2 separate regions of the Homo sapiens genome follow, and region 2 is linked to region 1. A link is an interaction called in ENCODE POLR2A ChIA-PET data of the cell type or tissue named here. Cell type or tissue: A673. All regions are shown on one strand. Each heading gives the region's core, and the rest is flanking DNA. Links, peaks and the distances in the headings are about the cores only.

Region 1 (15,941 bases), core at 7,245-11,244:
ACCTCGTGATCTGCCCACCTCAGCCTCCCAAAGTGTTGGGATTACAGGCATGAGCCACCACGCCCGGCCAGATTCATAGTTTTCAAGAATTTTGAATTATATTTGCTAAATTTGATATTTCAAATTTTATTTTCTATTTTATTTATTATTTTTTTCCTTTATTTATTTATTTTTTTTGAGACAGGGTCTCACTCTGTTGTCCAGGCTGGAGTGTGGTGGTGCTATCATGGCTCACTGCAGCCTTGACCTCCCAGGCTCAAGGGATCCTCCTACCTCTCAGCCTCCTGAGTAGCTGGGACCATAGGTGTGCACCACCACACCCAGATAATTTTTGTATTTTTCGTAGAGACGGGGTTTCTCCATGTTGCCTAGGCTGTTCTCAAACTCCTGGGCTCAAGCTATTTGCCCACCTTAGCCTTCCAAAGTGTTGGGATTACAGGGTGGGCTACCATGCCCGGCCTTTTTCTGTGTTCAAAAGTGAGTTGTTTTGCGGGGGATGGCAGTCTTTTTCAATTGTTGATGTTAGGGTCATTAATGAAATCTTTTGTTGCCTATTGTTTTAAACTGAACCAATCTCAAATATATCCCATGCCATTAAATATACTTTAATAACATCTTTTAAAAATTGGCACATAATACACCACTGCATGAATGTAAAAATTTAACTTGTATCTGATATTTGGAACCTTGTTTTAATTACTGCTCTTTTAATTGTGTGTAAATAGTGCTACAGTGAATAACTCTATAGATAAATTTTTGTACATATGTGTGTTTTATTTCCTGAGGTTGGATAAAATATATGGTCCTTCTATTAGTGTATAAGAATGCCCGTTTTTTTTTTTTAACTTTTTCACCAGTACACTATGTTAAGGTTTCAGAAGAATTTGCCAATTGTAAAGGTAAAAAATGGCCTTTGATATTTTAATTTGTATTTCTTTGATTCCTAACAAGATAGAACAGATAAAAATCTTGGGTCTTATTTTTGAGTTTATTTTTCACACTTAGTTTTAGTCTATCATATGTTGCAGATATTTCCCCCAGTTTGGCCTATAAATTATTAATTTGTATGTAGCTCAAATATCTTTTTCTTTATGGTTTATTCTCCACTTGCATTTTATAATAGGAAGATAAATATATTTTTTATAGTTCATAATTCCTTTATACTTTTTATTATTTTTTTAAATACAAATCTTTCCCATTGGGAACCTTTTTGGTGTGTGGTATGTAACTGATTTTTCTAAATGTTCAGCACATTCAGGGTTTGGGGGGTTGTAGTAAGGGTACTTGTGGAGCTCTCAACAGCAGGACTTTAAAAATCTTTTCTCCAGTGCTCTGCTTTTAACATGACTTAAATATTCTCTCAGCCTGTTTCAGTTTTCCTGCCATTGGCTTATGCTATCTTCTATGAGGGGAGTTAGCAAACTTTTTCTATAAAAAGCCCAGTGGTAAATATTTTAGGTTTTGTGGGCCATATGGTTTCTGCTCTTGTAGCATGAAAGCAGTCATAGACAATACATAAATGAGTGAGTATGGCTGTGTTCCAACAAAACTAGTTACAGAAAAAGGTAGTGGGCTGGATTTGGTTTATTGGCGGTAGTTTGCCAATACCTGCTTTATGACACTGTACTCTTACAACTTCTGCTCACCTAGTTTCTGCTTCGTCATAGTGGGCTTTCTCATAGTTATGCCTCTGATTTTCCCTTGTAACTTCTTAGAATACCTTCTTCACCTCTCATCTTTGCTACTGATTACCTGTTTCCATATTTCACAATTTTAAGTTTCCGAGAGCACAGGCGATAGCTAAATTAAGATGCTTTGCATGTTACCACTATTATGTACTTTGCTTGGCTGTCTACCCTGTTGCTTCAATATAACCAATTCCAAATAGCTGCATTCCTTTTGAGGGTCTCTTCCTTGCAATCCAGAGTTCATTGCAAGAAATGGGGTGATTTGGATCATTTTAAGGAAGTTTATGGAATTCAACTCTAGTGTGGTATCATTAATGTAATTAAGCTCTTCTCTCCTTATGTGTATCATGTTGGTCCTACTACAGTTTGGTTTCCTCATACTCTGTCTTCCTCTAACCTCCTGGTTACTGAATACTTAGATTTTTTTTCTCATTCATAACTTGAGCTTTTGCAACTACTATAGGTGTGACCTTCCTTCTACATTATCTTTCTCTCTACAGACTATCGACTTTAGCTCTTGCTACTCTCCATGTTGCCAAGTTGTCATTAAACTGAGAATCTGATTCCCTGTGGGTTAAGTTTCCTGAGACCGCAGGGATAGTAGTTGCTATTTGGCAGGTCTAGGACATTTCCCCCTACTGATTACTATGTGCAAATGTATCTCTTTCCCTATTTATGATGCAAAATTGCTTTAGCCTAACACAATCCAGCTACTATAAGTGTATCCAGAATCAAGCTCTAAAACTAGAATGCAACCCAGTCATGTAGCATCCAGAAGTACCTGAACCATCTTTGGAACTTGACAGTTTCACAGTTAACTCTGCAACCTTACTCTCCTTATATCCTGATGCTATTTTATATGCCTGTTAGGTTGTATCAGATCTACATTCTGATCTATAGTTTGGAGATTATAATTTTCTAAGCAACCCTTTGTGAGGTCACAGATACTTTTTGTTTGTTACTGGTTATAGGCATTATTGGTTCTCATCACTCAGTATTCTTTCCCTTTTCCCTTACACCAGATCATAATATAGTATTCTCTCTCTCTTTTTTTTTTTTTTTGGAAACAGGGTCTTGCTCTGTTGCCCAGGCTGGAGTGCCGTGGTGCAATCTTGGCTCACTGCAACCTCCGCCTCCCGGCTCAAGTGATTCTCTCACCTCAGCCTCCCAAGTAGCTGGGAATACAGGCGTGTGCTACCATGCCCAGCTCATTTTTGTATTTTTTGTAGAGATAGGGTTTCACTATGTTACCCAGGCTGTTCTCAAACTCCTGAGCTCAAAGCGATCTGCCTGCCTCAGCCTCCCAAAGTGCTGGGACTATAAGCATGAGCCACCATGCCTGGCCCATAATATAGTATTCTGACTTGACAACTTAGCTAAGTTTATTAGGAATGTCTTTATTTAATTAATTTGGTAAATTACTAGGAATGTAGTAGTTTACATTACTGCTATGAACTCCCTTCTTGCTACATACTCACTTCCTCATTTCTATTCTTTATCCCATTGCTAATGGATAGTTTCTGCTTATTTATTTATTTATTTATTTATTTTTTAACTAATAGAGACAGGGTCACGCTGTGTTGCCCAGGTTATTATTGAACTCCTGGCCTCAAGTGATCTTCCTGCCTTAACCTCCCAAAGTGCTAAGATTACAGGCATGAGCCACCATGCCTGGCCAGTTTTTGCTTATTTATAGCTTCTGACTCCTGTGCCTATTCCTCACAAGTTGATCTTATTTAAATCTTTCATGCTTCTTACGTAGCTGTGGTATGTTCTTTTACCATGTATCCATTCACTTCAGCTGAGTTTCTGTTCTTCTGTTTTTCCCAATTGCAAATTTAATCTAATTTTCTCACGTCATCCTTGTTTGGGGAGGGCTTTCATGTTACAAGTCATAGGCTGTTGATCAGCGTGTAGACATATGCCTTTGAGTCTGAGCTTTACTTTCCCTTGGTCTGATCAACTTTGGATTTGGAGGAGGGGTAGTTGGTCATAAGAATGCTTTCTTAGCAGGCTTGTTTGCCTGGCTAAGGAAGTTTTTCTTTAGAAAGATTTTGGGTGTGGGTAACACTATGACACATTCACTCTATCTGGTTTAGCTCTTTAAAGCTGCTTGATTGCAGCATCTACCAAGTCTCTTAAAGACTCACCTTCCCCTGGGTAAAAGTTCTAAAAGTTCCATGATATCACAAGCTGGTTTGCACAACATCATCAAAACAAAGAGGATTCTCTTCAGGTTCGTAGCCAGCTTCCTAAACTGCATTCCTCTTAGGGGGCTGTTCTGCTTCTTACTATTGGTTAGGCACTTGTGATTGCTAGAAACAGATTCTCTGTTGAGCTCACATAATGACAGGTTATTTGCAGGCCACCTGTGGGGAAATAATGGTGACTTGGATCACATGCAGTTTCACATACAGGTGATCTTTTGTGTCTGTGTGTTTCACATCTGTGGATTCAGCCATCTGTGGATCAAAAATATTTGGCTAAAAAATATGGATGGTTGTGTCTGTACTGAACATATACAGACTTTTTTTAGTTGTTATTCCCCAAACAATAGAGTATAACCACTATTTACATAGCATTTATATCGTATTAGGTATTATAAGTAATCTAGAGATGATTTAAAGTATATGAGAGGATGTGTATAGGCTGTATGCATTTACTAGAATATTTTATATAAAAGATTTGAATATCTGCGGGGGATTCTGGAACCAGTTCCTCTGTGGATACCAAGGGACACCTGTTTAGGGGGACCTTAATGTGATTATGCCTGTTAGGGATGGGAACTGGATTCAGAGAAGCTCTAGAAAACTCAGCAGCCAGAGCTTGTACATCTTTCCATTAGCATTGCGCCATTTATTTAACTGAGCTACTTTGTCTCTCTGCGTATCTTTTTTTTTTTCTTTGAGATGGAGTTTTGCTCTTGTTGCCCAGGCTGGAGTGCAATGGCACAATCTCGCCTCACCACAACCTCTGCCTCCTGGGTTCAAGCGATTCTCCTGCTTCAGCCTCTCAAGCAGCTGGGATTACGGGCACCCGCCACCACGCCTGGCTAATTTTGTATTTTTAGTAGAGACGGGGTTTCTCCCTGTCTTGAACTCCTGACCTCAGGTGATCCGCCTGCCTCAGCCTCCCAAAGTACTGGGATTATAGGTGTGAGCCACTGTACCCGGCCTCTCTGCTTATCTTTGGTGTCTTATAATTTCTGCTTTTTAAATATTGGCTCGCCCATCCACTTTGTTTTTTCTCCATCTCTCTTTTTTTTTTTTTTTGAGACGGAGTCTCGCTCTGTTACCCAGGCTAGAGTGCAGTGGTAAGATCTCAGCTCACTGCAACCTCTGCCTCCTGGGTTCAAGTGATTCTCCTGCCTCAACCTCGAATACCTGGGATTACAGGCACCAGCCACCATGCCTGGCTAATTTTTGTATTTTTAGTAGAGATGGGGTTTCACCAAATTGGCCAGCCTGGTCTCGAACTCCTGACATCAGGTCATCCTCCCGCCTCGGCCTCCCAAAGTGCTGAGATTACAAGCATGAGCCATTGCGCCCAGCCCTCCATCTCATATTTTTAGCCTATTTATAGGTTCTGCTTACTTATGGCTTCATCTTCCTCATAAGTTTTGCTTGCTTATGACCCTCTTGACCTCACCTCTGCATTGTGTTGGCTTGCTGTGTATCCTTTCAGCTTCAGTTTCCTTTGCGAACTGTGATTACTTTTAATAGCTCGATTCCAATTCCTGAAAAGACAAATTTACTAGGCCTGTTGTATCCCAGTTTAGTTAAGATATTTATATACCCACAGCAACAGTTTGTGGATCTTCACTTTTGTTTTCTGCCATTAATATGATGATTACCCTGTTTTGCTGCTTTTACTTTGCTTGTTTCTTATAGCTTAGCTTATAAAGTATCCATTAACAACTGACTGTTGGACTTCTCTCTCTTTGTTTCAAGGACTGCAATTGCAAATGCCTGTAGGATCCAGATGCCATAAATGTATAAGATGGTTCTGGTGTTTTCTTCTTTTCTTGAAACACTGTCTTGTGTGTGTGAGGGGGGTGATCTTTTGTTCAGTCATTTTTGATAGAGACATTAGAAGAGCGATTTCTTTAAAATATAAACAAGGGTGCAAATGGGATGGTAAAGGGCAACTGACGCTACTAGGAGGATAGTAGGGAGTGTTTGACATTGTGTGTAATTGGGACATACATATTTCCTCCAAAAGGGAAGACTTTAGTACTTCTGCTGATTGTTGCCTAGTGGAAATGTCTGCCTAAGATTACCAGTTGTCTACAAAAAGCCTGATTGGCTTCAGGTTTTTTTTTTTTTAATTTAGATATGATTTAACGTATATGATAGGATGTGTATAGGTTGTATGCAATTACTAGAACATTTTCTATAAAGGTCATGAATATCTGTGGTGGATCCTGGAACCAATGGGGTTGGGAGGGCAGCTTCAATTGTTTTAAAATGTTTCAGGCCAACAGAATATGCTTATAAATGCTTTTATAACCTCATAGCTTCTGTTTCTTTATAGTTTTGGCTTATTTGTAATGTTTCCTTTTTCTCATGTGGTACAAAACATGGTTATGTACCATTACCTCTTCAACTCAGCCAGTGGCTTGGCAGTTTCCCTTGTGCAGTGTTTAAAACTGGGCCACAGTTTTGAATGCAGTTGTGGATATTAAAATGAAATAGATTAGGAAAGAATAGATTAAGATAGAATACAGATAAGAAAATAAGAAAATATCAGCCTTCATCTGGCAAAGAAAATACCAGCCTTCATCTGGCAAAGGGCATCATCAGGCATCACCAGGAGGTGCTCTGTATCCATAGGTTCCCTATCTGTGGGTTCCACCACCACTGATAAAAAATATTTGGAAAAAAATACAACAATGCAAAATAATACAAATTTTAAAAAATACAATATATTTATGTGGTGTTTACATTGTATTCGTTATTATAAGTAATCTAGAGATGATTTAAAGGGACGGGAAGATATATGTAGGTTATATGTAAATATACCATTTTATATAAGGAACGTGTATATCCATGGATTTTAGAATCTGTAGGGATTCCTGGAACCAGTCTTCCATGGATACCGAGGGATGACTGTATTGTTCTGTGAAATTTTTGTCCCAGCTACATATTTGTATGTATGTATGTTTTTGGTCCGGTATAATTGTATAATATTTCTTACTATGGGTTAAACAACTTTATAAGACATTGTGAGGAACCTGGTATCCTCTGGACTAGATCATTCCCGTAGACAGTTCCATTGTGCACACATAGTATTTCGTTAAAATCAGGTGACTGTTTAAAAATTAAAAAGATTTTAGATAAAAATCTAGATTTTTACTTTCTCCTGAAATATCAGAAGATGGGGTCTAAATTCACACTGAGGCCAAGCAGTGGTAGGCTCATTTTAAAGAAGGGCTTTCTGCTCTCTGGTTTACCCCATTGTATACTAATTAGCCTGGTCTTACTTTTATATATTACCTGAATAGCCACTTAGGGCATTTTGAACACGTGGCTTGCATTGCTTTGTCTTTTTGAAATCCGCTGTGGCAGGCCCAAACCTTGCCTTTGGTGGGCTTAAGTAAGGTCTGGTTTCCAGTACAAAGGCAAAGGCAAATGAGGATTATTAGTATTCCATTTTGCCCTATGGATATTCTCAGTGCTTTCTACTGGAAACTCACAACCAATTCTGAATATGCCACATACTGTGTGATTTGCCCTTGCTGTCCAACCCTGTTCTTGCTGCCATTTAAAAATAATCAGGCCAGGTGTGGTGGCTCATTTCTGTAATCCCAGCACTTTGGGAGGCCAAGGTGGGTGGATCATTTGAGCTCTGGAGTTCGAGACCAGCCAGGGCCACATAGCAAGACCTCGTCTCTACTAAAAATTAAAAAAAAAAAAAATTAGCTGGGCATGGCGGTGGTTCATGCCTGTAGTCCTAGCACTTTGGGTGCCAAGGCGGGAGGATCGTTTGAGCTCAGCAGTTCAAGACCAGCCTGGGCATCATAGTGAGACCCTGTCTCTATTTATAAAAAAAAAATGAAAAAAAAAAAAAAAAAAAAAAAAAAAGAAAACAATCAGGCCAGGTGCGGTGGTTCCTACCTATAATCCCAGCACTTCAGGAGGTCAAGGTGGGTGGATCACTTGAGCCCAAGAGTTTGAGACCAGCCTGGGCAACATAGTAAGACCCTGCCTGTACTAAAAATTTTAAAAAGCATTAGCTGGGCATGGTGGCTGGTACCTGTAGTCCCAGGCTGACGTAGGAGGATAGCTCGAGCCTGGGAGGTGGAGGTTGCAGTGAACCATGATAGTGCCACTGCACTGAAGCCTGAGCAACAGAGCGAGACCCTGTCTCCAAAAAAAAAAAAAAAAAAAAAAAAAGAATCACGTACGAGGAAGAGGTTGTGAAGCTATACATAAGACAATTGGCAATCTTGTATTTCACAAGAATCTAATTAGAGAATTTGGGTGGCCAATCCCCTCAGCATAGTAAGGGAGTCAAGGAAGCTTTTAAGAACCTCATCAGTTTTCTACCTTCCCTGAACAAGTGTCTCTTATTTGTAACTAAATTTGTCAGCTTAACAGTAAGCAGTAACTGGTATTAGACTCAATTTTTCAACTAGATTTGTAATTTGGCACAGTAATGAAATCTTAAGCCCATGCACCTATTCTGGGCTTCTTGTTTGTTTGTTTTGAGACGGAGTCTAGCTGCATGCAGCTGGAATGGAGTGGCACAATCTTGGCTCACTGCAACCTCTGCCTCCCGGGTTCAAGCGATTCTCTTGCCTCAGCCTCCCGAATAGCTAGGATTACAGGCACACACCACCATGCCCAGCTAATTTTTGTATTTTTAGTAGAGATGGGGTTTCACCATGTTGGCCAGGCTGGTCTCCAACTCCTGACCTCAAGTGATCCGCCTGCCTCAGCCTCCCAAAGTGCTGGGATTACAGGCGTGAGCCACTGTGCCTTGCCACCTATTCTGTTTTGAACTTCATTTTCCTAACAACATCCTGAATTACTGAGCTTTTGTATCACTTCATGTTAAAGTTTTCATTCTTATGTACCAAAGTACTAATTTGAATTTGTAATGAGTCTGATGGTATATTTCAATTTTTTGCTTTGAGGGACTGGCTGCTACATTGCAGAATATCTTATATCCCTGACTGCTTTCCACTAAGTGTCAGTGGTGACCCCAATCCAATTATTATGACAACTGAACATGCTTATGCATCCCTCATGCCTTTATTTTTTATTTTGGGAAATCTTTCAGCTTCAGTTTTTGCTGATATTTATGTGATTCTTTGTTCTGCAATTCAAATTTCTGGGAGCCAAACAGTCTCCTTGGTTCAGATTACTGTTTTTTGACTAGAGCTTCTCACTTCAGATTCTGTCATAAGATTATGGCTTAACCTATGGTTGTCCTTTGATTTGGTGCCATATGAAATAAAACATTATTTTCTATGGCTATGTATTAAGAATTTTGTGCAATTCTGTTTTTCTTAGAAGGCTGAGGGTGTGTTGTCAGACACCATGACTGATGTGACAGGTGTATTTTATTATGCGGCCGCCAGGCAGACAGGCATTTCTTCATATTTATATATTACTTAAATTTAATATTATTTACATAATTTTTTTTTTTTTGAGACAGAGTCTTGCTCTGTCGCCCAAGCTGGAGTGCAGTGGCACGATCTCGGCTCACTACAACCTCCGCCTCCTGGGTTCAAGCGATTCTCCTGCCTCAGCCTCCTGAGTAGCTGGGATTACAGGCACCCGACATCATGCCTGGCTAATTTTTGTATTTTTGTATAGATGGGAGGTTTCACCATGTTGGCCAGGCTGGTCAAGTGATCCGCCTGCCTTGGCCTCCCAAAGTGCTGGGATTATAGGGGTGAGCCACCACGCCTGGCTATTTACATATTTTTAAACTAGAGCCCCTTAACATATTACAATTTTCATGTATGGAATCTCTAATGTATTCACCCCTGCCAGTCTAGATAGTAACACAAATTGCTGTCTAGTTCTTGTGTCCCAGAATGATGGTATGGGGTAGCCTGAAGCATGAGCCAAATTAATAGAAACAGAAAGTAGTTGCCAGGGTGTGTCAGGGTTGTTGCCAGGGGCCGGGGGAGGGGGAAAAGGGTCATTGTTTAATGGGAATAGAGTTTCAGTTTTGCAAGATGAAAAAGTTCTGGAGATTGGTTGCACAAAAATGTGAATATACTTAATACTACTGAACTGTATATACTTAAAGTGGATAAAATGGTAAGAAAAATAGAGCAACAATATTTCACTAAGTAGGCAGTTTACACTGAATATCCTTGGGGACATCAGAATATCCTTGAGAATATTAAAATACAGCATCTTCAAACAAAAGTAAGTTAAAGGACTATCTTTGATGCAGCCTCCCAGTTCTCTATATCAGGGTCCAGCAAACTGGCCCAAGAGCCAAATCTGGCCAACCGCTTGTTTTTATACAGTCTGTGAGCAAAGACTGTTGTTTACATTTTTTAATTGTTGAAAAAAAATCAGAATTATAAAACTTAATTACATCAAAATTACAAGAAATTCAAGTGTCAGTGTCCATAAATAAAGTTTTATTGGAACACAGTCACATTCATTCATTTTTTTTTTTATTTTGAGACGGAGTTTTGCTCTTGTTGGCCATGCTGGAGTGCAATGGTGTGATCTTGGCTCACCGCAACCTCCGCCTCCCGGGTTCAAGTGATTCTCCTGCCTCAGCCTCCCAAGTAGCTGGGATTAGAGGCATGCGCCACCACGCCCGGCTAATTTTGTATTTTTAGTAGAGACAGGGTTTCTCCATGTCGGTCAGGCTGGTCTCGAACTCCTGACCTCAGGTGATCCACCTGCCTTGGCCTTCCAAAGTGCTGGGATTACAGGCATGAGCCACCGCACCCGGCCTCATACTCATTCTTATGTGTGTCATGTATCGCTGCTTTTATGCTACAGTAGCAGAATGGAGTAATTGGGACAGAGACCATATAGCCTACAAATCCTAAAATATTTGCTGCTTGGCCATTAATAAAACATTTAAAGTCAGACTATTACAAAAGTTGCCAGGTCCCTCACAGCATCATCTTTGATAGCTTTAAATGCCTAATTGGCAGCCTTGTCATGGACTAGTAGGGACTATTATCATTCTGTTCTCTTATGTTTGGTGGGGATTCTTATTTCCTTACTCCCTACTGTGACACTTTAACCAGTTCCAGAAAACTCATTCTTGGTGAGCTTCAGTTGTGGCTGAAATCCCTTTAGCAATTTCTATAGGCTCTTGTATTGTTAAGAACCAGACATCTCTTGGGCCAGCCAAGCAATTGGGACCACCTAAGCAATTTGGACCACCCATGGCTGGGCTTGGTCAGCCTCTAAGATGGACAGGGATCTCATAAGAATTCAAGTAAGGAATTTGAGTAAAGACAATTAAAATTTAAAGAAAAATTTTAATTCAGTTTCCTGAGTTTGGAAATTAGTTCCAAGACAGATCTGGGAATGTCAGCGCAAGAGTTTGTGTCATCCATCCTAGTATACCACCTTTAACATTTTTTAATTCCTCTGTGTGTTTGTTCAGTGCCTTCCTCATTGTTGACTCAACCTTTACTTTACCTCCTAGCTTAGTCTGCATTCTGCTTCCCCTTCAATTTTCAGCTATTCATAATTAAATGTTGCTTGTTGCCCCAGTGTATGAGATAGTGCCCAAAGGTATTTATTTCATGTTTTCCAGCTTTCTTGCATTTCACAGATTCTATTTATTTTGCATTTCATAGACTTTATTCCTTAGTGTAAGAATTTCAGTGGCATAACTCTGCCCTGCTTGGGAGTCACTTTTTGAATCTTTTAATGATATATAATGGCACTTGGAAAGTGTCCCCCACACCTGATACTTTCTGCTTTGGACTACAAGGCAGATCGTATTCTAAAAATCATTGCTGTCTAGGACTGCTTCCCAGAACTATGTTCTCCAGAACTATAGGTGGAACAGTTTACCTTAGATGGGAATGTGAGTGTGGCCACCACTTGATTCAGATGTGTTCATATTGCATTTCTACATCTTGGCCGCTAAGCACATGTGCCCTTCATCTTATATATACGTTTCTGAAGATGCTTCTGTTTATACTATTCCAACTCTTACTGAAGCAGCAGTGTTAGAATGTCAGCCAGATGCTATAGTCTGAAGTAATGTCATGAGACCGTTTTAGAAATTTACCTGCCACTTTCACAAGCCCAGGAGGCGGAGGCAGGAGTATTGCTGAGCCCAGGAGTTGAAGACTGCAATGAGCTATGATCGCGTCACTGCACCCCAACTTGGGTGATAGAGCAAGACCCTGTCTCAAAAAAAAAAAAAAGGTAAAGAGATACTAATAAATAATTCAGATAACACATAAAGAAATAAATATAGTCAAGATAAGCTATAATCTTGTCACTCAACTAAAACTATGAAACTTTTGGTGTATAGACTTTTATTACTTTTATTTTTTTGAGACAGAGTCTCAGTCTGTCACCCAGGCTGGAGTGCAGTGGCAAGATCTCGGCTCATTACAAACCCTGCCTCTCAGGTTCAAGCTATTCTCATGCCTCAGCCTCCTGAGTAGCTGGGATTACAGGTTTGTGCCACCACACCCAGCTAATTTTTGTATTTTTTAGTAGAGATGGGGTTTCTTCATGTTGGCCAGGCTGGTCTCAAATGCCTGGCCTCAAATGATCTGCCTGCCCCGGCCTCCCAAAGTGCTAGGATTACAGGCGTGAGCCACCGCACCTGGCCTTTGTATAGATTTTTAAATGCTAGACTTCTTTGATATTATTGAGCATATATTTTATCTAATTATGACACCTGTTTTGATTCTGTGCTTAATTAAGCAATTTTATGATTATAATTTGGCTATAGGAAAAGAATGTATGCTTTATATGGAAACAAGTATTCTGGTTACATTGATGGGTATATTGTAGTAAATTAATAAACTGGCACATTGAAGATTATTCATCTTCTTATGTCAGCTGTGCTGATTGTCCTTATAATTTATCTTTGCACAGTTGACTAATTGTTTCCTTACCAAATGTAATTTTAGTCATAGAAGGTGCAGTGAATACTCTCAGGACTCTGAAATATGGTTCATACCCATGGAAAAAAGCCTAACAAAAATACTGATAGCATGGTTCCAAAGCGGGCATGAGGAGGAATATGCATTTGGAGGTGTTAGAGAAGATAATATGATAATAATCAGTTACTATAGTTTTGTTAGGAGAACCTCCCTCATTTTTTAACTGTACCTAGATAACGAACTTTGTCAGTTTATTTATTTTTTTTAATTTCTTAATTTTTTGAGATAGGGTCTCTCTCTATCACTCAGGCTGGAGTGCAGTGGCATGATCATGGCTCACTATCCTCAACTTTTCAGTCTCAAGTAATTCTCCCACCTCAGTCTTCTGAGTAGCCAGGACTACAGACATGTACCACCATGCCTGGCTAATTTTTTGGATTTTTTTTTGTAGAGACGGGGTTTCTGCCATGTATCACAGGCCGATCTCAAACTAGGCTGGTCTCAAACTCCTGGGCTAAAACAGATCACCCGCCTGAGCCTCCCAAAGTGCTGGGGTTAGAGGTCTGAGCCACCGCACCCAGCCAACTTTGTCATTTTAGAGATAGCAGCATATGCTTTATCTTGGTCCTGAGGCATGGTTGCTGGAGGTCAAGTCTATGCAGTTAGCTACGATGGGCCACGGAAAGATTCTAAACTTCTTGTAGTCATCCAAGTAGGTGGATTGCATGCACTATTTGTAATTGAAAAGTATGAGTTCCTGTTTTTTTGTTGTTGTTGTTTTTGGTTTTAAGGAGCTGAGAGTTTAATAGGCAAGAAGGAAGGGAGAAGACAGAAGGAAGAAGCTCCCCCTATACAGAGGCAGAGGGAGGGGGGATACAAAGCCGAAAGAGGAGGTCCCTACCTGCTAACCATACCAGCCAGGTATATATGCAGAGGCTGGAGGAGGCGGTGTTTGATTTGCATAGGGCTCAGGGGATTGGTTTGATTAGGCATTTCATTCACATGGCCCATGGAAAAAGCTGGCCCTCCCACTCTAGCCTTTTAATATGCAAATGTAGGGTGCCATGATGGTCTACACACGTGGGGATATGTGGGGGTGGCCATGTTGCCAGGAACCTGTGGGGAAAGGGCAAGAAGGCCCGGGGCATCTCCATGTTTGGGTGGGCCCAGTTTCTAATGGCCTGCATTTGCATATCAATGGTTGCTGGCCTGGCTCTGAGAGCCAGGGCTTTGCAAGAAACTTTTCCAGAGGTGCTTTAACAAACAAAAACTTCCCAAGGACCCCTTTTCCTACAACATTCCCCCCTGTGGAGATGCCACACTAACTGCTGTTAGGGGGTTTGGGGCGATGACTCTTTCTGGCTACTTCCTGCTGAAAAGGGGCATCGAATGGGGAACAGCAGCTAAGGCTCCTTCTGGGGTCGATCTAAGGATCCTCGGAAGAATGGCGTGTGGTTCAGTTTACAGCACCATTTGAAGTTTGATTGCTTCTAGGCGAGAAGAAACAATTTGAGTTATAATATTGAGTATACAGGGTCCAAATATCAATACAAGACAGATAAGCAAGAGAGTGCTTAATAAAGGGGTTAACCAATTCCATAAAGAAGACTGGAATTTATTAAAGAGGGATTGTAGCCACTCGGGCTGAAGCTGGCATTTTCCCTGAGCCTGTCAATAATTTTGATTTGATTTCTAAGTACGCGTAGATTTTCCTCTACTTTACTAGAGTTGTTAATCCAAAAGCAGCATGTTTCATTTAAAACTACATTACTAAACCTAATAAAAAGTCCTAGCAGACTCAGTGATAGTAAAACTTTCATGCTTCCTTTTTGTCAACTATTATCCTTGCTATAAGGATAATAATTAAGCAAAATACTACAGCAATGGAAACTCTCTGTCCAATATTTCAGTTAGAAGGTGGTACCATGTGTAACGCTATTGCAAATAGTAGGGTGAGGACAGCAGTTCCCACAAATGTGGTGTGGCAGGTAATTTCCATCTAAAATTTTACTTGCCAAGATATTAGAATTCCCCTTTGGGGGTCTATGAAGTTCCCTGGTTTTATTTTCCCAAACAGAAACCTCCAGGTTATGGGCACTTACTTTAATTATCTGGCAGAATTTGCAAGATAATTGCCCAGAACTAGCATATTGATTCACATTTTTACCTTACCCATCCCTATTCTTTTATTCCAAGCTGCAGAAGATCACCACGTGATTCACAGGAATAAGCAAGGTTAGTCTAAAACATAGGCAAAAAGCTTAAAAACAATTAATGAGAGTAGGCTTTAATGACAAATTTATGATAAGCTTTGGGGCAAAATTTTTCTCTCCAGTCCTCATTTTTGGTAAAAACTATGAATAAACTTTAGTCTTATACTTGGCCTGATTATTTGCATAAAGTGCAGCAAGAATGGTTATTTTTACATAGGCCTTTTGGATTGGCTTTGATGAAACTCTGTTCCACAAGGAATTTCAGATAAGACTTAAAGCCGAGCCCAGCCATGGGTTGTATCCTTTAATACCTGTGAGTTGGGTGATCCTCTCCTCTTGAGTTCCCAAGATAAACTCTGAGCTTCTATACCTGTTAGAAAGTGACATTCTTTACTGACCACAGGTTAGGAACCCTGTGTGGGGACTGTGCAGACAAGGTATGAGGCCAGTTCTCCACAAGGGGCTTTTATTGGCTTTGCATGTCAAGCTTGATTCCTTAAAGGGAAACACACCCTTTCAGTCAAAGCCTTGGTAAAATAACCAGTTTTTCCAATTGTGTCCTGTTGACAAAGAAAAATGGATTCGTATTGCACTGATGCAAACAACTATATTGCCATAAATTAAGAGTACTCACAGATAGTTTCCAAATTCTAGGGGAACCAGGCAGAGAAAAGTAAACATGCTCCAAATTTTGTTCACAGGGGTATACCTTACTCAATCATTAAAGGCCATAAATAGTTTAAAATAACTTCCCTTGACTCTGAAAATCAAAACAAGGATTAGCAATATTCCAAGCAACAGTCAAAAAGGTTGCTTTAACTTTCTGAGTGTAGTCCACTTAGTTAACTTTTGTTTTGCTTGGTATTTGTCAACATGTCAATTCTTTGAGTCCTGTACATTCTTTATTTCAATGTTACAATCTTTAAGGCTATTAAAAACCTGCATTTAACAACACCTGTTAAAGTCCCTAAT
Region 2 (15,941 bases), core at 73-4,072, 420 kb after region 1:
ATGACACACTGTCCAGCTACTCAGCGAAGACCTGGGTGAATTAGCATGGCACTTCGCAGCTGTCTTTAGCCAGTCAGGAGAAAGAAGTGGAGGGGCCACGTGTATGTCTCCCAGTGGGCGGTACACCAGGTGTTTTCAAGGTCTTTTCAAGGACATTTAGCCTTTCCACCTCTGTCCCCTCTTATTTGTCCCCTCCTGTCCAGTGCTGCCTCTTGCAGTGCTGGATATCTGGCTGTGTGGTCTGAACCTCCCTCCATTCCTCTGTATTGGTGCCTCACCTAAGGCTAAGTATACCTCCCCCCCCACCCCCCAACCCCCCCAACTCCCCACCCCCACCCCCCACCCCCCACCTCCCCACCCCCCTACCCCCCTACCCCCCTACCCCCCTCTGGTCTGCCCTGCACTGCACTGTTGCCATGGGCAGTGCTCCAGGCCTGCTTGGTGTGGACATGGTGGTGAGCCGTGGCAAGGACCAGAATGGATCACAGATGATCGTTGGCCAACAGGTGGCAGAAGAGGAATTCCTGCCTTCCTCAAGAGGAACACCTACCCCTTGGCTAATGCTGGGGTCGGATTTTGATTTATATTTATCTTTTGGATGTCAGTCATACAGTCTGATTTTGTGGTTTGCTAGTGTTTGAATTTAAGTCTTAAGTGACTATTATAGAAATGTATTAAGAGGCTTTATTTGTAGAATTCACTTTAATTACATTTAATGAGTTTTTGTTTTGAGTTCCTTAAAATTCCTTAAAGTTTTTAGCTTCTCATTACAAATTCCTTAACCTTTTTTTGGCAGTAGATAGTCAAAGTCAAATCATTTCTAATGTTTTAAAAATGTGCTGGTCATTTTCTTTGAAATTGACTTAACTATTTTCCTTTGAAGAGTCTGTAGCACAGAAACAGTAAAAAATTTAACTTCATGACCTAATGTAAAAAAGAGTGTTTGAAGGTTTACACAGGTCCAGGCCTTGCTTTGTTCCCATCCTTGATGCTGCACTAATTGACTAATCACCTACTTATCAGACAGGAAACTTGAATTGCTGTGGTCTGGTGTCCTCTATTCAGACTTATTATATTGGAGTATTTCAATTTTTCGTTGTATCCTGCCTGCCTAGCATCCAGTTCCTCCCCAGCCCTGCTCCCAGCAAACCCCTAGTCTAGCCCCAGCCCTACTCCCACCCCGCCCCAGCCCTGCCCCAGCCCCAGTCCCCTAACCCCCCAGCCCTAGCCCCAGTCCCAGTCCTAGTTCCTCAGTCCCGCCCAGCTTCTCTCGAAAGTCACTCTAATTTTCATTGATTCAGTGCTCAAAATAAGTTGTCCATTGCTTATCCTATTATACTGGGATATTCCGTTTACCCTTGGCATTGCTGATCTTCAGTACTGACTCCTTGACCATTTTCAGTTAATGCATACAATCCCATTTGTCTGTGATCTCAGGACAAAGAATTTCCTTACTCGGTACGTTGAAGTTAGGGAATGTCAATTGAGAGCTTTCTATCAGAGCATTATTGCCCACAATTTGAGTTACTTATCATTTTCTCGATCCCCTGCCCTTAAAGGAGAAACCATTTCTCTGTCATTGCTTCTGTAGTCACAGTCCCAATTTTGAGTAGTGATCTTTTCTTGTGTACTGTGTTGGCCACCTAAAACTCTTTGCATTGAGTAAAATTCTAATTGCCAATAATCCTACCCATTGGATTAGACAGCACTCTGAACCCCATTTGCATTCAGCAGGGGGTCGCAGACAACCCGTCTTTTGTTGGACAGTTAAAATGCTCAGTCCCAATTGTCATAGCTTTGCCTATTAAACAAAGGCACCCTACTGCGCTTTTTGCTGTGCTTCTGGAGAATCCTGCTGTTCTTGGACAATTAAAGAACAAAGTAGTAATTGCTAATTGTCTCACCCATTAATCATGAAGACTACCAGTCGCCCTTGCATTTGCCTTGAGGCAGCGCTGACTACCTGAGATTTAAGAGTTTCTTAAATTATTGAGTAAAATCCCAATTATCCATAGTTCTGTTAGTTACACTATGGCCTTTGCAAACATCTTTGCATAACAGCAGTGGGACTGACTCATTCTTAGAGCCCCTTCCCTTGGAATATTAATGGATACAATAGTAATTATTCATGGTTCTGCGTAACAGAGAAGACCCACTTATGTGTATGCCTTTATCATTGCTCCTAGATAGTGTGAACTACCTACCACCTTGCATTAATATGTAAAACACTAATTGCCCATAGTCCCACTCATTAGTCTAGGATGTCCTCTTTGCCATTGCTGCTGAGTTCTGACTACCCAAGTTTCCTTCTCTTAAACAGTTGATATGCATAATTGCATATATTCATGGTTCTGTGCAATAAAAATGGATTCTCACCCCATCCCACCTTCTGTGGGATGTTGCTAACGAGTGCAGATTATTCAATAACAGCTCTTGAACAGTTAATTTGCACAGTTGCAATTGTCCAGAGTCCTGTCCATTAGAAAGGGACTCTGTATCCTATTTGCACGCTACAATGTGGGCTGATCACCCAAGGACTCTTCTTGTGCATTGATGTTCATAATTGTATTTGTCCACGATCTTGTGCACTAACCCTTCCACTCCCTTTGTATTCCAGCAGGGGACCCTTACTACTCAAGACCTCTGTACTAGGACAGTTTATGTGCACAATCCTAATTGATTAGAACTGAGTCTTTTATATCAAGGTCCCTGCATCATCTTTGCTTTACATCAAGAGGGTGCTGGTTACCTAATGCCCCTCCTCCAGAAATTATTGATGTGCAAAATGCAATTTCCCTATCTGCTGTTAGTCTGGGGTCTCATCCCCTCATATTCCTTTTGTCTTACAGCAGGGGGTACTTGGGACTGTTAATGCGCATAATTGCAATTATGGTCTTTTCCATTAAATTAAGATCCCAACTGCTCACACCCTCTTAGCATTACAGTAGAGGGTGCTAATCACAAGGACATTTCTTTTGTACTGTTAATGTGCTACTTGCATTTGTCCCTCTTCCTGTGCACTAAAGACCCCACTCACTTCCCTAGTGTTCAGCAGTGGATGACCTCTAGTCAAGACCTTTGCACTAGGATAGTTAATGTGAACCATGGCAACTGATCACAACAATGTCTTTCAGATCAGATCCATTTTATCCTCCTTGTTTTACAGCAAGGGATATTAATTACCTATGTTACCTTTCCCTGGGACTATGAATGTGCAAAATTCCAATGTTCATGGTCTCTCCCTTTAAACCTATATTCTACCCCTTTTACATTATAGAAAGGGATGCTGGAAACCCAGAGTCCTTCTCTTGGGACTCTTAATGTGTATTTCTAATTATCCATGACTCTTAATGTGCATATTTTCAATTGCCTAATTGATTTCAATTGTCTAAGACATTTCAAATGTCTAATTGATTAGAACTGAGTCTTTTATATCAAGCTAATATCTAGCTTTTATATCAAGCTAATATCTTGACTTCTCAGCATCATAGAAGGGGGTACTGATTTCCTAAAGTCTTTCTTGAATTTCTATTATGCAAAATTGCCCTGAGGCCGGGTGTGGTGGCTCACACCTGTAATCCCAGCACTTTGGGAGGCTGAGGTGGGAAGATCCCTTACTGCCAGGAGTTTGAGACCAGCCTGGCCAACATTAAAAAAAAAAAAAAGTAAGACAATTGCCCTGGAATCCCATCCCCCTCACACCTCCTTGGCAAAGCAGCAGGAGTGCTAACTAGCTAGTGCTTCTTCTCTTATACTGCTTAAATGCGCATAATTAGCAGTAGTTGATGTGCCCCTATGTTAGAGTAGAATCCCGCTTCCTTGCTCCATTTGCATTACTGCAGGAGCTTCTAACTAGCCTGAATTCACTCTCTTGGACTGTTAATGTGCATACTTATATTTGCTGCTGTACTTTTTTACCATGTAAGGACCCCACCCACTGTATTTACATCCCAGCTGGAAGTACCTACTACTTAAGACCCTTAGACTAGTAAAGTTAGCGTGCATAATCTTAGGTGTTATATACACATTTTCAGTTGCATACAGTTGTGCCTTTTATCAGGACTCCTGTACTTATCAAAGCAGAGAGTGCTAATCAATATTAAGCCCTTCTCTTCGAACTGTAGATGGCATGTAATTGCAGTTGTCAATGGTCCTTCAATTAGACTTGGGTTTCTGACCTATCACACCCTCTTTGCTTTATTGCATGGGGTACTATTCACTTAAGGCCCCTTTCTCAAACTGTTAATGTGCCTAATGACAATTACATCAGTATCCTTCCTTTTGAAGGACAGCATGGTTGGTGACACCTAAGGCCCCATTTCTTGGCCTCCCAATATGTGTGATTGTATTTGTCGAGGTTGCTATGCACTAGAGAAGGAAAGTGCTCCCCTCATCCCCACTTTTCCCTTCCAGCAGGAAGTGCCCACCCCATAAGACCCTTTTATTTGGAGAGTCTAGGTGCACAATTGTAAGTGACCACAAGCATGCATCTTGGACATTTATGTGCGTAATCGCACACTGCTCATTCCATGTGAATAAGGTCCTACTCTCCGACCCCTTTTGCAATACAGAAGGGTTGCTGATAACGCAGTCCCCTTTTCTTGGCATGTTGTGTGTGATTATAATCGTCTGGGATCCTATGCACTAGAAAAGGAGGGTCCTCTCCACATACCTCAGTCTCACCTTTCCCTTCCAGCAGGGAGTGCCCACTCCATAAGACTCTCACATTTGGACAGTCAAGGTGCGTAATTGTTAAGTGAACACAACCATGCACCTTAGACATGGATTTGCATAACTACACACAGCTCAACCTATCTGAATAAAATCCTACTCTCAGACCCCTTTTGCAGTACAGCAGGGGTGCTGATCACCAAGGCCCTTTTTCCTGGCCTGGTATGCGTGTGATTATGTTTGTCCCGGTTCCTGTGTATTAGACATGGAAGCCTCCCCTGCCACACTCCACCCCCAATCTTCCTTTCCCTTCCGGCAGGGAGTGCCCTCTCCATAAGACGCTTACGTTTGGACAATCAAGGTGCACAGTTGTAAGTGACCACAGGCATACACCTTGGACATTAATGTGCATAACCACTTTGCCCATTCCATCTGAATAAGGTCCTACTCTCAGACCCCTTTTGCAGTACAGCAGGGGTGCTGATCACCAAGGCCCCTTTTCTTGGCCTGTTATGTGCGTGATTATATTTGTCTGGGTTCCTGTGTATTAGACAAGGAAGCCTTCCCCCCGCCCCCACCCCCACTCCCAGTCTTCCTTTCCCTTCCAGCAGGGAGTGCCCCCTCCATAAGATCATTACATTTGGACAATCAAGGTGCACAATTATAAGTGACCACAGCCATGCACCTTGGACATTATTGGACATTAATGTGCGTAACTGCACATGGCCCATCCCATCTGAATAAGGTCCTACTCTCAGATGCCCTTTGCAGTACAGCAGGGGTACTGAATCACCAAGGCCCTTTTTCTTGGCCTGTTATGTGTGTGATTATATTTATCCCAGTTTCTGTGTAATAGACATGAAAGCCTCCCCTGCCACACCCCACCTCCAATCTTCCTTTCCCTTCCACCAGGGAGTGTCCACTCCATATACCCTTACATTTGGACAATCAAGGTGCACAATTGTAAGTGAGCATAGGCACTCACCTTGGACATGAATGTGCATAACTGCACATGGCCCATCCCATCTGAATAAGGTCCTACTCTCAGACCCTTTTTGCAGTACAGCAGGGGTGCTGATCACCAAGGCCCCTTTTCCTGGCCTGTTATGTGTGTGATTATATTTGTTCCAGTTCCTGTGTAATAGACATGGAAGCCTCCCCTGCCACACTCCACCCCCAATCTTCCTTTCCCTTCTGGCAGGAAGTACCCGCTCCATAAGACCCTTACATTTGGACAGTCAAGGTGCACAATTGTATGTGACCACAACCATGCACCTTGGACATAAATGTGTGTAACTGCACATGGCCCATCCCATCTGAATAAGGTCCTACTCTCAGACCCCTTTTGCAGTACAGTAGGTGTGCTGATAACCAAGGCCCCTCTTCCTGGCCTGTTAACGTATGTGATTATATTTGTCTGGGTTCCAGTGTATAAGACATGGAAGCCTCCCCTGCCCCACCCCACCCTCAATCTTCCTTTCCCTTCTGGCAGGGAGTGCCAGCTCCATAAGAACCTTACATTTGGACAGTCAAGGTGCACAATTCTAAGTGACCGCAGCCATGCACCTTGGTCAATAATGTGTGTAACTGCACACGGCCTATCTCATCTGAATAAGGCCTTACTCTCAGACCCCTTTTGCAGTACAGCAGGGGTGCTGATAACCAAGGCCCATTTTCCTGGCCTGTTATGTGTGTGATTATATTTGTCCAGGTTTCTGTGTACTAGACAAGGAAGCCTCCTCTGCCCCATCCCATCTACGCATAATCTTTCTTTTCCTCCCAGCAGGGAGTGCTCACTCCATAAGACCCTTACATTTGGACAATCAAGGTGCACAATTGTAAGTGACCACAACCATGCATCTTGGAAATTTATGTGCATAACTGCACATGGCTTATCCTATTTGAATAAAGTCCTACTCTCAGACCCCCTTTGCAGTATAGCTGGGGTGCTGATCACTGAGGCCTCTTTGCTTGGCTTGTCTATATTCTTGTGTACTAGATAAGGGCACCTTCTCATGGACTCCCTTTGCTTTTCAACAAGGAGTACCCACTACTTTTTAAGATTCTTATATTTGTCCAAAGTACATGGTTTTAATTGACCACAACAATGTCCCTTGGACATTAATGTATGTAATCACCACATGGTTCATCCTAATTAAACAAAGTTCTACCTTCTCACCCTCCATTTGCAGTATACCAGGGTTGCTGACCCCCTAAGTCCCCTTTTCTTGGCTTGTTGACATGCATAATTGCATTTATGTTGGTTCTTGTGCCCTAGACAAGGATGCCCCACCTCTTTTCAATAGTGGGTGCCCACTCCTTATGATCTTTACATTTGAACAGTTAATGTGAATAATTGCAGTTGTCCACAACCCTATCACTTCTAGGACCATTATACCTCTTTTGCATTACTGTGGGGTATACTGTTTCCCTCCAAGGCCCCTTCTGGTGGACTATCAACATATAATTGAAATTTTCTTTTGTCTTTGTCAGTAGATTAAGGTCATACCCCATCACCTTTCCTTTGTAGTACAACAGGGTGTCCTGATCAACCAAAGTCCTGTTGTTTTGGACTGTTAATATGTGCAATTACATTTGCTCCTGATCTGTGCACTAGATAAGGATCCTACCTACTTTCTTAGTGTTTTTAGCAGGTAGTGCCCACTACTCAAGACTGTCACTTGGAATGTTCATGTGCACAAACTCAATTCTCTAAGCATGTTCCTGTACCACCTTTGCTTTAGAGCAGGGGGATGATATTCACTAAGTGCCCCTTCTTTTGGACTTAATATGCATTAATGCAATTGTCCACCTCTTCTTTTAGACTAAGAGTTGATCTCCACATATTCCCCTTGCATCAGGGGCATGTTAATTATGAATGAACCCTTTTCTTTTAATATTAATGTCATAATTGTATTTGTGGACCTGTGTAGGAGAAAAAGACCCTATGTTCCTCCCATTACCCTTTGGATTGCTGCTGAGAAGTGTTAACTACTCATAATCTCAGCTCTTGGACAATTAATAGCATTAATAACAATTATCAAGGGCACTGATCATTAGATAAGACTCCTGCTTCCTCGTTGCTTACATCGGGGGTACTGACCCACTAAGGCCCCTTGTACTGTTAATGTGAATATTTGCAATTATATATGTCTCCTTCTGGTAGAGTGGGATATTATGCCCTAGTATCCCCTTTGCATTACTGCAGGGGCTGCTGACTACTCAAAACTTCTCCTGGGACTGTTAATAGGCACAATGGCAGTTATCAATGGTTTTCTCCCTCCCTGACCTTGTTAAGCAAGCGCCCCACCCCACCCTTAGTTTCCCATGGCATAATAAAGTATAAGCATTGGAGTATTCCATGCACTTGTCTATCAAACAGTGGTCCATACTCCCAACCCTTTTGCATTGCGCCAGTGTGTAAAATCACAGGTAGCCATGGTGTCATGCTTTATATACGAAGTCTTCCCTCTCTCTGCCCCTTGTGTGCCCTTGGCCCCTTTTTACAGACTATTGCTCACAATCTCAGGTGTCCATATTTGCAGCTATTAGGTAAGATTGTGCTGTCTCCCTCTTCCCTTCCCTCTGCCCTGCCCCTTTTGCCTCTTTGCTGGGTAATGTTGACCAGACAAGGCCCTTTCTCTTGGACTTAAACAATTCTCAGTTGCACTTTCCTTGGTCCCACCCATTATACATGAACCCCTCTACTTCCTTTCGCATTGCTTCTGAGTATGCTGACTACCCAAAGCCCCTTCTGTGTTATTAATAAACACAGTACTGATTGTCCCATTTTTCAGCCCATCAGTCCAAGATCTCCCTACCACTTTGGTGTGTTGGTGCAGTGTTGACTATGAAAAGCAGGCCTGAACTAGGTGGATAAGCCTTCACTCATTTTCTTTCATTTATTAATGATCCTAGTTTCAATTATTGTCAGATTCTGGGGACAAGAACCATTCTTGCCCACCTGTGTTACTGCTTTACTGTGCAAAATACTGAAGGCAAGTCAGACCCAGGGAGCTGGATTGCCATCCTTTATTTTGTGTTTCCAGTGTACACTATAAAATTGTCTCCCCAGGAAGGAAGGTTGGCACTTTCTCTGCATTCTTCTTTCCAGAGCAGATTGCCTGGTTAAGAATCTCTTGTTGTCCCCTTTGTATATTGTTATTGTAAAGTGCCAAATGCCAGGATACAGCCAGAAAAATTGCTTATTATTATTAAAAAAATTTTTTTAAGAAAGACATCTGGATTGTAGGGTGGACTCGATAACCTGGTCATTATTTTTTTGAAGCCAAAATATCCATTTATACTATGTACCTGGTGACCAGTGTCTCTCATTTTAACTGAGGGTGGTGGGTCTGTGGATAGAACACTGACTCTTGCTATTTTAATATCAAAGATATTCTAGAGTGGAACTCTTAAGACCAGTATCTTTGTGTGGGCTTTACCAGCATTCACTTTTAGAAAAACTACCTAAATTTTATAATCCTTTAATTTCTTCATCTGGAGCACCTGCCCCTACTTATTTCAAGAAGATTGCAGTAAAACGATTAAATGAGGGAACATATGCAGAGGTGCTTTTAAAAAGCATATGCCACCTTTTTTATTAATTATTATATAAAATGAAGCATTTAATTATAGTAATAATTTGAAGTAGTTTGAAGTACCACACTGAGGTGAGGACTTAAAAATGATAAGACGAGTTCCCTATTTTATAAGAAAAATAAGCCAAAATTAAATATTCTTTTGGATATAAATTTCAACAGTGAGATAGCTGCCTAGTGGAAATGAATAATATCCCAGCCACTAGTGTACAGGGTGTTTTGTGGCACAGGATTATGTAATATGGAACTGCTCAAGCAAATAACTAGTCATCACAACAGCAGTTCTTTGTAATAACTGAAAAAGAATATTGTTTCTCGGAGAAGGATGTCAAAAGATCGGCCCAGCTCAGGGAGCAGTTTGCCCTACTAGCTCCTCGGACAGCTGTAAAGAAGAGTCTCTGGCTCTTTAGAATACTGTAAGTACTACTTCGTAGCTATTAAGTAATCTTTTTCCTATTCTATTTTCTTTCTCTTAGATGCCACCTATAGAAAAGTCAGAGGGTCCAGTAAGTTTCTTTCCTTCTTCCCACCTCATCTGCAATATATATATATAGAGAGAGAAATAGATACATACATACATGCATAAATACACATATGTGAGTTAACCAGCAGAACTGTAGAATTAATATTGTGGACCCAGCTCTATGCTAGGTTACACTGATAACCTGGGTAGGAATGATATCATCCTATATAATTTCATTCCTGAGATGATTTTATCGTTGAGGAGCTAATGTGAGCACATTTGAAATAACTTTAGAAAATAATAAGTGCTGTTTTGTGTGAATCATAAGTAGTAGTTTTAGGAAGGGAACCCACAAGGATTTGAAGTTGATAGAATAAACTTAAGGAAGTGGGTTTGCTTTTTCTCTTTAAGCCAAGATAGGATTAATATTGCAGCCATCTGGATAGTCCAGTTGGTTTATTTTAATTTCATTTGTTTTTTACCTCTTTTGGAGCCATGGAAAGAGATGAAAGGGATAGAGCATAGCCATTGTGTTTGGCTATTTGCGAAGGTTGGCAAATTAGTGATTGCTAAATCTCATAAGCTTGAGTATTTTAAAGTTCAGAGATTGAGGGCATAAATCTAATACTTCGGCTCCTTCCACAATTTTACTACATTTCTGCCCAAGAACAGATGACCATGGATAATGCATATCGTAGATACTTTTTAAGTTTGGAACCTTTTTGCCAAGAGGGTAGTGGAGAAGTGAAGTCAAAACCTTGACCTTCCTTGCCTACTTTATGCTGTAGTTTATATACCTTCTTTCCTCCCACCTTTCGTAAAGCTAAAAGAAGCTTAGCCTCCTTAATGTTTTCCAGCTGACAAAATATTGTTTAACATAACATTCGAAACTTTTTTTCTGGTGCACATTCATGCATCACAGCAGGAGCAACAAGAACCATATAAGTGAACTGGCTTCACTTATAGCCCGTTTTAATTCATATCCATATTTCCTCAGGGCTTGTTTCCATGCCTCCCAGCCCCACTCCATATGCTTAACAACATTGTCTGGCTGACTGAGGGTTATATACATCATGGTCTTGAACCTTCTTGGAAACATGGTCTGTGCCATTGTTTCTCAAACCCAAGTAATGCTTCATGATGAAACACCTTCTAAAGGAACAAAATTTTCTGAGATCCTAAAAAAATGTGTTTTGAGGAACACTGACTTAACAAAGATATTTGAAATGTAAATATGTTTTCCAATTTCACGTTGTCTTTGTCAAAGATGTGTTTTATATAACTTATGTAGAACTTGGGGATCCATTAGAATATATTCACAAATCCCCAGGGTTATCACCCCAATTTGAGAAACCCTGGTCTATGCTTATGAAATCTTCTATTGGTAATTAAATTGTCATTCATTGTCAACATACAATTATAATTATTATTGGAATTTGTTTTAAATGAATGAATTTGGAGGTGATTCTGTACCTTAAGTCAAGAGGAAGGATGGCTTGATTTTAGGTGGATTGATTATACTAGATAGCATCCAAAGGTGAATCTTGAAGCTGTATTTAAATTCATTGCTTGAAATAATTTCCACCCTTAAGAAAAATCTCTAGCAATTGTAAAAAGGGATGCTCTGGAAATGTGGGCATCTTCAAAATAGAGATAATTCTTGTGTTAGTTCAACAAATATTATTGTACCAGGTGCTGGAATAAATAGCAAAACCAAAGACAGGATTTATATCAAGGAATTTGCTTTCTTATGGAGGATGCAGAAGGAAATCATTATGGTTTTGGGCAGAAATGCTTAGACTTTAGTCCTGGCTCTGAGTTTGGTTCAGATCACCATCAATCTGACCATCTCGAGACTGCTAGTGAAATAAGATAGGGGCTTATATCAAATACCTAAATCCCTGAAAATGACATTTTGTGATTTGGAAAATTTTCAAAAGTCTAATGAAGGAAACTTTTTTGGCATTTCTTTAAATGATTATTGTCATTTCTTTTCTGACTTTTCCCTTTATAAAACCTTAACATGTAGGATTGGAGGAAGTTTTCTGACCATTTTCTCATATCCTCTTTCAGCTTTATCTTTCTGTAACTTCCATTTCTCTAGCCACCTCCCTAAATTACAGAAGACTGTGAGACCCAGGGCTGCTGTGATTAGGCATTCATAATTTCTTTTCAGGGTGTTTGTGCCCTGATTATCAAATGTACAGCTTGAAGGGAGTTCATGTCTTAAAGTAATGAATTAAGAGTTGACCTTTGTTGACTGCTAAAATATTCTTATATGTGAAAGCATCCTGGAAAAATACGTTACCAGCTTAAAGAGAAAGAAACTAATGATTATATCTGAACTGAGCTAATGCCTCTTCTCTTCCCCCAAACCTTATCAGTTTGGATGGCAAAGAGTAATGATGTGTCAGTTAAACAGAGCTAATGCCTTCCTCTGCCTTGTCTTAAAGACTGGATTGGGAGAAAATTGATATTCTCACTACCATATTTTGGGCTGTAGGCAAGTAGCATTTTACACAGGTTTCCTTCAAAAATCCAACTCAAGTTGGAGCTCATGTATTTAAGACATAGCTGGCCTGCTGAATTTAACAAGTTAAACTTCAGTGGCCATGTACAGTTATATATCACTATATATATGTGTATTAGGCTGTCGAGTTGGTCATGTTTTTGTTGGTGACTTAGGCTTTACTTGATAGCTCTTCCTTGACCTTTCCAAATTGAGTACTGATACATGGAGCTTGGGCTTCTTCTGCATCTTATACAAATGAGTTTGGTAAAGAAGCCTCTCCTTTACTGTTTTGATGTTTATATTAGAAATAACTTTTGATTATTTTTTTTCATGTTAGGATGAGAAACTGAAACAAAATGTAAATTTGACCGGTGCTAGACTTCTTAAATTATGGGTAGACTTAAAGTATTATTTTCCTTAACCAATTAGAATGCTAGTCTTCTAGTGTTCCCGGAAACATGAGAGGTTATGCAGTAGACCCAAGCAATACCCTCTTATTACATAATCAAGTGCGTATAAGAATTTAAAAATAGGGATATGACTGGAACATCACTGTACTTTACCAGGTCCCATTATAAAATTATCTATGTTACTTTACCCATAGCTTTGAAAACTAGTGGCATAGTATATTTTATAGTATGCTGTTAGTGTGATTGGCATTGAACAGTGATGGGATATAATCACTCTACAATCTATATGTTATTAAAGTTTTCCAGCCTTATAGATCTCCCTTGACTGAAAATTAGCTACTAACTTACGACTTATTTTTTACAGCAGATTGACTAGGTCTTTCCAGGAAATCTGTTGATGTACAAAAACAAAGTTTAATTGCTAATGTTTTTTTAAAAAATAACTTTTTGATATTACGGATACCTGGTTATTTGGGCCTTGTATATTTTAACATCAAAATTACCTATTATAAATCCATATAAACAGAAAAGAAAGAGAGTAAGTCTTTAGATCAGATCTGCAAACAATGATGGTACGTACTGTAGAAAAATCTGGAACATAGACTTACCAGTTCTTAGGTTCCATTTTGCTTGCTTTTTAAAAACTGTGTCTTATAAGTCTTCAGCAACTGGTTGGGAGATTTTTAGAAAAAATAACCTTTTAATGTTAGAACAGTGTAGAGATTTACAGAATGATTCTGAAGATAGAGTTTCTGTGTACTTCACACCCAGTTTTTCCCAGTGTTAACATTTTACATTAGTTTGGTACATTTGTCACAACAAACCAATATTGATACATTATTATTAACTAGAGTCCATATTTTATTCAGATTTCCTTAGTTTTTCCTTAATGTTCTTTTTGTGTTCCAGGATCCCATTGAAGATACCACGCTGCATGTGTCCTTAGTAGTCATGTCTCCTTAGGCTCCTCTTGGTAATGACAGTTTCTCAGACTCTTTGTTTTTGATGAACTTCACAGTTTTGAGGACTAATGGTCCAGTATTCTATAGAATGTCTCTCTATTGGAATTTGTCTGATGTTCTTCTCATGACTAGATTGGGTTTATGAGTGTTTAGGAGGAAGACCACAAAGGTAGAGTGCCATTCTTATCACTTATCAAGAGTACATACTATCAACATGACTTATCACTGTTTATGTTATCCTTAATCACCTGTCTGAGGTACTATTTGTCAGGTTTCTCCAGCGTAAAATTAGTCTTTATTTCTCCATTTCCCTACTATACTGTTCACATAGGAAGTCACTATGTGCAGCCAGCACTTAAGGAATGGGAAATTACCTTCCACCTCATTGAGGGCAGAGTATTTACATAAATTATTTGGAATTCTTTTGCACAGGATGTCTTTTCTCCACAATGTATTGTGTTTATTCAGTCATTTATATCAGTATGATCTCAGGGATATTTTATACTCTGGGTTATAATACAGTATTACTTTATTCTGTTGTTCAAATTGTTCCAGCTTTGGCCATTGGGAGGTCTTTCATTTGGCTTTGATATAACCCCATGAATGTGGGTTTTTTGTTTGAGCACTTTCTTATTTTTGGAACTACAACATGCTTCAGACTCATTTGCATATCTCCTGCCTGGACCTAAAATGATGTATTTCTGCAAGGAGCCTTGATACTTTTTATTGGAGAGTAATATTAGAAATCAAGAAGTGAATGCTAGGTGCGCTCATTACTACTGGAGTGTCATTCCTTCAAGACCTTTTCAGTTGACAAGAGCAAGGAGATATATATTTGCATTCTAACGTGTGTATATGCACATAGCTATAAATATATATAACCATCTGTATCTATATTAAACTAAATGTGTTTATACCTACGTCTCCAACTCTAATCATTGCCACATGGATCATTATAGTCTCACCTCCTTGCTTATCTGTTACCTCCCATTTCTACAGTGAGAAACCTGGCTTGGTTGGGAAATTTTTCTGTTAATATTACGGTAGTGAGTGTTTGACATTTGCTTCTATGGTTAAGTTTAGGGAGAGTTTAGCTGTAGGGTATTCTTGAAACTAGAAATGACCCTTCTGCCCTAAATGTTTCTGCCAGTTTTGAAACGTAAAATAGGTTGCAGAAACAAACTTTATCTTAAGAACCAGAATTTACTTCAATCCACATTTTGACATTGATTTTCAGATTAAATTATTCTGATATCGCCAGGTAAGCTGTTCCTTGGGTATGCATTTCTTCTTTCCGTTTTTTTCTAAGAGCTAAAGGACCCTGAGAACACTGGAGGTGGGAAAGGAAGGGAAAGGCATGTTCACACGTGGGATAGGAAAGGTTCATTTACTGACCTCCAGCTAGCCTTCCAAAGTGCCTATTTAAGACCCAAGGAGTAGATGTCTTCCTTGGCAATTGTAACCCAAATATAATTTTTAACCTTTCAATTTTAGTCAAGAAAGTTGGTGTGCTGTTACAAAAAGTGCCCTGATTAACAGCATTGTCATGTGCATTGCATATTAATCAGCAATTTAAAATAACATGAAATTATGTTGAGTATAATTTTAATATTTTATATTAGATATTAGTTTGAGACAGTGTTTCTCAAGTCTGTATAATAAGTTTGATAGTAGGGAGGTTTTCTCTCAAGAAAAGAATTATTCAGTGTGCACCTACATAATCACTGCTTAGATTCTACAATTAATATTTTGCTATATTTGATTAAACGTTTTCTGTAAAAGAAAAATATTATTATGTACTATTTAGGTTTATGGGAATAATTGTTAAGTTAAAGTGTATGAACAAACCTGGAATGAAATCTGTTTGCCTACATCTATAATACAACTATAAAACATAGCAGATGTACAAATTAGTAGTTAATAGATAACTAAAATGCAAATATGGCACTACTATTATAGTATTATAGTTTCTTTTGAGTGGCGTGTCTGTAATATCACATGCTGTGTTGATGCACTTCACCAAACTGCTGTTTTCAAACTGCTTTAAATCCTGCCATTATAGCACATAGCAATGCTATTTCACTTTCATTTGGCACAAAACACATTTATATATTGTTTGCTTCTCTTCTTTTCTGTAATCCCCAGGCAACAAAACTAGAACATTTGCCACTAATCTGGCAACGTGGTCCTATATTATGAAGTAGTCATATAGCTGATCTAAACTATCCTTACAGTGAAATGAGAGTATTGTGAAAGTTTTGTAGAAAGCTCCCCATATGTCCTGAGAATCTATGCACAGACCCCACAGTTAAAAGACCTTTG

Evidence for each region. ChIA-PET counts read pairs that join two places held together with the same protein. Peaks named below come from ENCODE experiments on the same cell type or tissue, not always from the same donor. Only the 100,000 strongest peaks of a DNase experiment are listed, where the experiment ranks them.
Region 2: POLR2A ChIA-PET joins it to region 1 with 6 read pairs; 2 of 35 experiments call an interaction of 5 or more read pairs at or near these places.

The regions. Positions count from the first base shown.
Region 1 is chrX:74,258,035-74,273,975 of GRCh38, reverse strand. All of the region lies in intron 5 of FTX (FTX transcript, XIST regulator), which reads left to right. Among named protein-coding and RNA genes, the nearest start is that of MIR545, 21 kb to the left of the region's middle. In A673, for the core only: no CTCF peak of the experiment used is centred there; no DNase peak of the experiment used is centred there.
Region 2 is chrX:73,835,129-73,851,069 of GRCh38, reverse strand. XIST (X inactive specific transcript) reads left to right here. Exons shown (of 6, transcript NR_001564.3): 1 at 1-9,688; 2 at 13,567-13,630. Among named protein-coding and RNA genes, the nearest start is that of XIST, 9.6 kb to the left of the region's middle. RefSeq lists an enhancer at 182-231. In A673, for the core only: a CTCF peak has its summit at 529 (motif pointing right); DNase peaks (open chromatin) are centred at 499 and 1,779; H3K4me3 peaks cover 3,225 bases.